Regions from separate parts of the Homo sapiens genome. Here all the other regions are linked to region 1. A link is a loop called in an ENCODE intact Hi-C map of the cell type or tissue named here. Cell type or tissue: MCF 10A. All regions are shown on one strand.

What was found. Peaks named below come from ENCODE experiments on the same cell type or tissue, not always from the same donor. Only the 100,000 strongest peaks of a DNase experiment are listed, where the experiment ranks them.
Region 2: a loop joins it to region 1, with 7 times the contacts of the local background. A loop is called at or near these places in 12 of 110 quality-filtered maps.
Region 3: it touches region 1 in a loop (15-fold over the local background); 24 of 110 quality-filtered maps call a loop at or near these places.

The regions. Positions count from the first base shown.
Region 1 is chr11:16,612,726-16,615,225 of GRCh38, forward strand. LOC105376571 (a long non-coding RNA gene) reads left to right here and starts at 79. Exons shown (of 4, transcript XR_931086.3): 1 at 79-489; 2 at 990-1,775. It also overlaps a transcript of SOX6 not described here. In MCF 10A, a CTCF peak has its summit at 1,107 (motif pointing left); a DNase peak (open chromatin) is centred at 1,076.
Region 2 is chr11:15,851,287-15,853,786 of GRCh38, forward strand. All of the region lies in intron 3 of LOC107984370 (a long non-coding RNA gene), which reads left to right. Among named protein-coding and RNA genes, the nearest start is that of LINC02682, 58 kb to the right of the region's middle. In MCF 10A, a CTCF peak has its summit at 1,111 (motif pointing right); no DNase peak of the experiment used is centred here.
Region 3 is chr11:15,769,724-15,772,223 of GRCh38, forward strand. No RefSeq gene overlaps it. Among named protein-coding and RNA genes, the nearest start is that of LINC02682, 140 kb to the right of the region's middle. In MCF 10A, a CTCF peak has its summit at 1,285 (motif pointing right); a DNase peak (open chromatin) is centred at 1,288.

The DNA.
Region 1 (2,500 bases):
GGTCCATTTCTCCCCCACGTCACCCTCCTCCATTCCCCTCTAATGAGACGCGGATCACCCTCCACTCTCACCGACACTGCAGCTCTGCACAAGGGCAGCTGGAATCTGGGAACCTTACCTGCAGCACCAATACCTAAGAGAAATCGCGCTTCCCTGACACTAACACGCCATGCCATCCCCACGCACCCTGCCAAAGTCCTGTAACCATCTACTTCTTCCATCTGCCTAAGAGAAACTGTAAACGGGATTTCCCCCCCACGATTGAATGGAAGCTCTGTACTGTACCGACTTCTGGATTTGCCCTGGGTTGAGTTTAGGGAATGTCTGGAAAGAAAAAAAGGGAGGAAAAAAGGAGGGGGGCAGCTCAAGCCTTGTCCAAGTTAGTCAGAAGGCGGTGTTAGGCAGGAAAGCGCCTACGGGAAAAACAGCTGGGATGCAGACGGGCTATGGAAATCTCAGTTCTAGGAACCGTGTCCTTTCGTCCCGGAGGTAAGATTGTGTGACTGCCTCACGTTTATTCTTTCACTGTCTGTGTCTCTCTTCCCCACCCCCAACTACCCCTGCCACTCAGATCAGCCGGCATGCACCCTGGAGAAGGGCACAAACACGGCGGGGGCTTTATTTTTCAGGTCTCTCCACTCATAAATTATGGGTGTCACTAAAACGAGATTAGCAAATCTTCTACCGCTGGCGGCGGCAACCAGAGCCTCTGTCTTGCCAGTTGCGCACTCTGAGACATCTCTCGGTGCAGAGTGGTTCCGAAGCCCCAGCCCGCTGGGTCGCTCGGCCTGAGGGCTCAGGTGATGGAGAGGAGGCTCGCGGCGTCCCAAACGGGTTCGGCCAAGGGTTTCCACCCCATCACCACTTCCCGCTGCCTCCACGCGCGCGCGCGGACCCACGAGCACACACACACGCACGCACACACACAGACACGCGCGTATTCTGAAATTCTGGCCGAACTCCTCATCTAAACGGAAGTCCCTTTACAGTCAATTCAGCCCGCTCCAGAGCATCGGGGAAACTAGACTGTTCCGTGGATGAACTGCGAGGATGCCGGCGGTCAGGCTTGGCCGAGCTTTGTTTACGTGCCTAAGTCGCCACCTTGAGGTCGAGGGGAAGACTGCGCCCAGCTAGGGGCTGTAGAGACGAACCCAGCTGACACTGGCCCAGCAGCCTTGGCGACCTCCCGGGACCGCCTGAAAGAGAAGCAAAGGGAGGGCGCCCTGCGGGCGGGCGGGCCACGCTAGGCGCCGTCTGCCCTCAGAGACTCGGGCTGACAGGAGTGAGAGCTAAAACTTCCAACTAGCTGAAACCAATAGCCGGGAATCGAGCGAAGGCGAACTCTCCCAGCAAAGTATAAAGCTTCGGGCCAAAGAGTCTGCAGCTCCAAGTCAGGGGCTGCGGCTCCGAAACTCCAAACACTAACTCCCAGGGCAGTGGCAGAGGGTGGGGGCAGCTTCGAAGAGGCATACCAACTGCTCCGGTCCTGGCCGAAGACCGAGCTCCCTTCTGCGGTGACCTCGGCTCAGAGCTGACTCCGTACTCCCTGGGACTCATCTCCCGCTTCCTCTCCACCTTCGGAACAGTAGACAAAGGGACTCAGGGACGCGGCCAGACCCAAGGTCACAAACGGAGGTCTCCGAGACGAGAATTGCGTGCAAGAGAAGGACGTTCAGGCAGCCCGGCCGCCTGCTGCGAGAGCTGAACATTTCCCAGCTCTATAGTCGCCCATTTCTCAGGAAATCAGTCCTTCTGAGTGTCTAACAATGGATTAGGTAAAATAATAATGATTATTAATTATATCAATGATTTTCTATTTTCCCATTCCTACCCCTATGGAAGCCTTTTTCGCTCACCGTTCTTCCTATATTCACGCCTTGCACTAAAAGAATGCCAGGCTTAAGAACCTCCTAGCTAAATCCTGAAATAATTTATCGCGGTTGTTCTTTGTTACTCCTGGTCACTGCCTCCAAGGCTTGGGGACATCTGCAAGGCCACACCGTAGGTCCTCCTCGGTGAACTGTGCCCCATGGGTTCCTCAGTCATTTCCCTGCTACTTGGATGCATAGACATTATTTAAATATACTTTATAAATTGAGAAGAATTCTATTTATTTCAAGAAAATGGGACACTAGGGAACTATTTTGTTTTATATGAGCATAAATCAGCCCTGGCTGACTTTGGCCGTGCCCATTCAGTATTTTGGTCAACAATAAATAAATAATGGTATAAATTAAAAATTAAAAATATAGCCACAGCAACCCGATGCTAATGGACAACAAGAAATGTCTTCTCCAATAAAAGAAGCAACAGGCCCCCAAGCCGGACCCCACTCCCTGTTTCATGCCACAGCCTATCAAATTAACATTGGATAGCTCTTCCATTTATGTGGAAAGCTGAATGTTACCGAGAACAGTACTGAAGTTTCCCAGGGAATCCCAATTATAGAAACACCTGTGCTAAGTAATGCTATTCTAATCCACTATGAAAACCTTAAGTA
Region 2 (2,500 bases), 760 kb before region 1:
CAAAGACATCTGGTCTCTTTTTCCAGCAATGTCTGACTCTTCTCTTTCACTAAGCATATTGGATCCAAACACTTCACATGTACAAAAGCACAAGGTCCCCGAAGAAAGAAGTGTTTCAGTCGCAAAAAGCCGACTCACAGAAAGTGCTGCCAGTTGGAAAGGCCTAGAACTGACTAAGGCAACAGCAGCAGGGCATATGTTCTAGTTTCCTCCCTCTATTTGACCCTTCTTTTAACCTGGTTTCTTCCAAGTGCCCCTTCCCTCTCACTCTGATCCTCTCTGGTACTAATTCTCTTTCCCACCCTCTGTCTTGCATTCCCTCTTCTCCTTTCTCTTTTCCTCACTCCCACCTTTCTCCCAGCAAACTTCCATCCAGTTTTCTTTCTCTCTATCCTTCCTTCCCCAAGTTAGAGAAAACACAAGGACAAGAGTCAACACAATGACACGGGCCAGGATCCTGGGTCTTCTTCCTGCTTCTTCGGTGGGGGATGGAGTTGGTTGTTCATTCCTCCTTCACTCCTAAACAGTCCACAGGAGTGAACTTGTGGTTGAGGTAATCTCAGGGCACATTCTCCCTCCGCTGTGTCCTTTAAAAAAAAATTGAAGACAAACCCAAACACCAAATAGCTCCTCCACCTGCTTGCTAATGTCTAGAATTCCTCCAACAGAGGACATTACATTCCAGAATTAAAGACCAAGTTTCAAACATAAATAATAAACAACTCACATCTGGGCAGCTCTTAATAGTTTTGAAAACACGTCCAGCTGTTTCTCACAAATTCCCTCATTTGACCCCCACAATAATCTAGAGATGGAAGCATTATCATTGCTATCATCTCCATTTCAAAATGAGAAACCTGAGGCTTAGTTTAAGTACCTTTTCTGAAGTTACTTAAGGTGTAACCCAGATCCATCTGACTCTAACGTCCACATTTTTCTCCATGCCACTTACTTCTCCAAGAGGGAACCGTAGTGACTTGGCATGATGAGAAGCCTTCCCTAAGTTCTTCAGACCCCAGATTCCCCCTTGATCTCTACCTCTCTGAAATCCTTGACTTGTGATTATTGCTGTTGAAACCTGTCAGTGGGGTATGCTGCCACCAGATGGCAGATGACACTCTGGTTTCATGGAGAGCTCCAGACTTTTACCATAACTAAAAATGGGAGTCAAGTGTTTTTCCATATTTTTATCTCCTTATAATCAAAATTATAGTTCACTAAAAAATAGCCAAACAGCATTCCACATCTACAAAGATGAAGATGACGTGAAGCAAAAATATATACAGTTGTCCCTCGGCATTCTGGGGAATTGGTTCTAAGACCCCCTACGAATATCAAAATCTATAGATGCTCAAGTTTCTTACATAAAATGATGTGACATTTGAATATAACCCATGCGCATCCTCCTGTATATTTTAAATCATCTGTGGATTACTTATAATACCTAATACCATGTAAATGCTATGTAAATAATTGTTACACTGTAATGTTTAGGGAATAATGACAAGGGCAGTCTGTAGATGTTCAATACAGACACAACTATCCATTTTTAAAAATATTTTTTATCCGTGGTTGGTTGACTCCACAGATACAGAAACTATGGATATGGAGGGCTGACTGTATTTAAAGGAATAAATTTACATGATATACTTATTTGATAAATTTGATAAATATATTTATTCGAGAAACATACATGATGTATTTATATACATGATATACATACACCATATATTATATATATAATGGACCTTGACTATTAACAAGCCTAACTCATTCACAGTCTACATCAAGTTTCTGAGATATTGGCAAAGGCATTTTAGGGTTATTGCCTTCTTATCCTGGCCACTCACTTCCCTAAATACTAGCCCAACTGGAGAAGACAGAATGGTTCTCAAACTTTAGTGAACATCAGAATCACCCGGAGGGCTTTGTTAAAGCACACATTTCCACATCGCAACTCCTGAGTTTCTGATTCAGTAGGTCTCAAGTGGGGCCTGAGAATATGCATTTCTAACAAATTCCCAGGTGATGCTGATGCCACCAATCTAGGGACCACATTTGGAAAAGCACTGGGCTAAGGCAAGACACCCTGTTTGACTGTCGTAAGTTCCCCCTTTTCCCTTGCCTCTTACCAAGAGTGTGGAGAAGAGAGATTGAGCTCCATGGCCTCCTGGCCAGAATCTGGGGTCTTACTGTGAATGACTAACCAACAGCCTCAAATGCTGTGGCTGGCACAAATTAACTTTGGGTCACTTTCAGTACATATTTCTGCCATTCATTGCCACCTTCTGATCAGATGTTCTCTGATATCAATGCCTATCAGCAGATCATTAACTATACCGACAGGAAATGCTAACATCTATTAAAGCTGTCAGCACTGAGGTAAGCAATGCTTTAATTAGCTCATCTAATTGTCGTAATAATTAATTGAGAAAGACAATATTATTAACCCCCTTTTACAGATGAGAAAACAGAGGATCAAGATTACAAACCCAGTACA
Region 3 (2,500 bases), 840 kb before region 1:
TTAGAATTAGGAGAGAAAGATGACATATCAGAGAAAAGGAGAGACTATGAAGCCAGGACCAGGTGGGACAGCAGTGCCCACACACCTGGGAGAGGGTGCCAGTGACCAAGACCAGGAGTCACATCTTGGCAGCCACCATAATTGGAAAAAAAATGATTGTGGGCCAGAACCTCAGCCTTTTCTCAACTCATACCCATGCCAGGATACATCTCAACACCAGAATGCATATGCCACACCAAGGGGAAAAAGAGAAAGGCAACAAGTTTGAATGTATTGAGCTTAAACCCAAAGCAACTTAGAAAACCCTGAGAGGACCCAGATTCCTTAGTACTAGAATTGGATATCTATCATGCAGAACGGGGGCTTATATAAACATATAATTAATAAAAATGAAGTCATAGAACAAAAGAGTTACATTTATTTAATTCAATGATTACATGGCCTATGAAAACCGGGCTTGCCAAAATATGTAAGGAACTTATTAGTGTCTGGCATTTAGTGAACAACTAAACATATGGAAGCTGCTGTTATCTTTGTGATGACCCGCTGGGCACCAGTCCATTCACTTCAAGCATGTCACCTCTAATTCCCACAACAACCCTGTAAGGAAGGTATTTTATTATTTCTCTTCTGTAATCATGAAAAATGGGACTTGGAAGGATTCAATGATTTGGCCAAAGTCACACTCTTAGGAGAGGCCAGAGCTTTGAACCTAGGTCGCCTGATTCCATTCCAGGTTTCCACATCTCACACTCCCTCTTAGGGGATGGGAGTCCTGCTTAGGTCAGGAGACACTTGCTCTGGTGAGACAGCTGGATGGAGCTGTCCTGGGCTGGTGGGCATTGCCAGCCCTTGAGAATGCTCCCATCAGTTATGGCAAGGACCCCAGGCTATGAACAGCAGTCCAAATCCAAATTGGCCTCTCCAGGGTTACCTACGTAGACAGGGCTTGCTTTGTGATGTAGAGAGAATCCAGGGGCCTGTGGACTTTGAACTGAGACAGTGGTTGATTTCCCTCATAGGTCTTCTAATCACTCAGCCCCAAGACCCTCAAGTCACAAAAGTGTGTATGAGAAGAGCAAAGTCCTCCTCTGAGAAGCCTAAAATAAAGAGTTGAGATACCAGAGGGAGGAAAGCCCTACCCACTTCAGCTGGGGCAGTATCTGGGCACTGCAGTCTAATTCCAGCTGCAATGATACCTCATTCCTTCTTCATGAGAGCAAGAGAGGCCCAAACACTGGGTCAATGTCCCAGGTGGAGCCACAGAACCCAAATGTCCACCAGGGAGCACCAGTGAGTCATATGGGTCTTTGGCAGAGATGTGAGGGAACTGGTGGGGGATTCAGGGTCATTTCCAGGTTCATAACCAAATATCTTTGAATTTTCCTCACTTGGGTGCAGGTGGGCTAGAGAAACAAGGGACAGGTGCAGTGACTTCAGGGTCACTTTGCTGTGTTTCATCCTCTCCTCCCACAAGTAACACACACACACACACAGACACACACACACAGAGGTACATATGTACATGCCATGCGGAGCCCTGAATCCAATCTGCTCTAGCAAAGCCTGCTTTTTCTGGAATAAAAATGGTCCTTCACTTCCAATAATTTGTTTGAGTTGTTATTTAATAGATTTCTTTTGCCTAATCCTCTCTTGTATCTCCTGATTCTCCACAGCACCTGAACAGTCACCCGCACGTGATCTCCTGGTCCCTTCAGGCCCCCGCTCTTTCTGATGCTTCCTCTGAATAACAGGCCTGAGTACAAACTCACATCAGAGGTGAATGTGCCCTGCTTTGGTCAAATAGTCTCCCAGGACAGTGCTGTCCAGGAATCTCCTTGGCTGCCACCTCCAACCAGGAAAGACCCAATCCAATCACAGCAAGAGACTACCTGAGCTGTGAATCCCCAGGCCTCCCTTGACCAAGTACAAGTGACCCACAGCATGAGGAGAGTGAGGGTTTGGGAAATAAAGCTGCAGACTCTGGAGGGGTTTTGATTTTTCAAGAGGGCTGATTACCAAGGTCACAAAAGCAGGTACCAGAGTTGAGGCCAATTAAAACTGCCTGATAAAGTTTCATCCATCCCTATTGTATAAGATCTCAATGTTCAAACATGACAAAGGGGTGGAGGGTGTTCTTTGAATGGACTTTTATTGGACAGAAGCCTAGGAGAGCAGAAGCAGACCCTTAGCACTAGGAAATGTAAAGAGATGCAGCAAAATCCTCTGGCCAATAGCGTGCCCTATCCACACCTGTATTCACTACACAGGCGGGAATGGTTTATGTTCTAAAAGAGGAGTGGTCTCTGAGCTTAAAGTGCATCACTAAACAGACAGCTGAGAAGCCTTCTGCCTCCAGTGGTGGCTTCTCTGAACCATGATGTCTTTATTCTCATAAAAGCTCACCTCTCTGGCAGAGAAATTGCCCAAAGCCAAAGCATCAATCAGATCTCCAAAAGCTCCGCGATAGTAACTAACCATGACTGAGCTCTTTCAAACA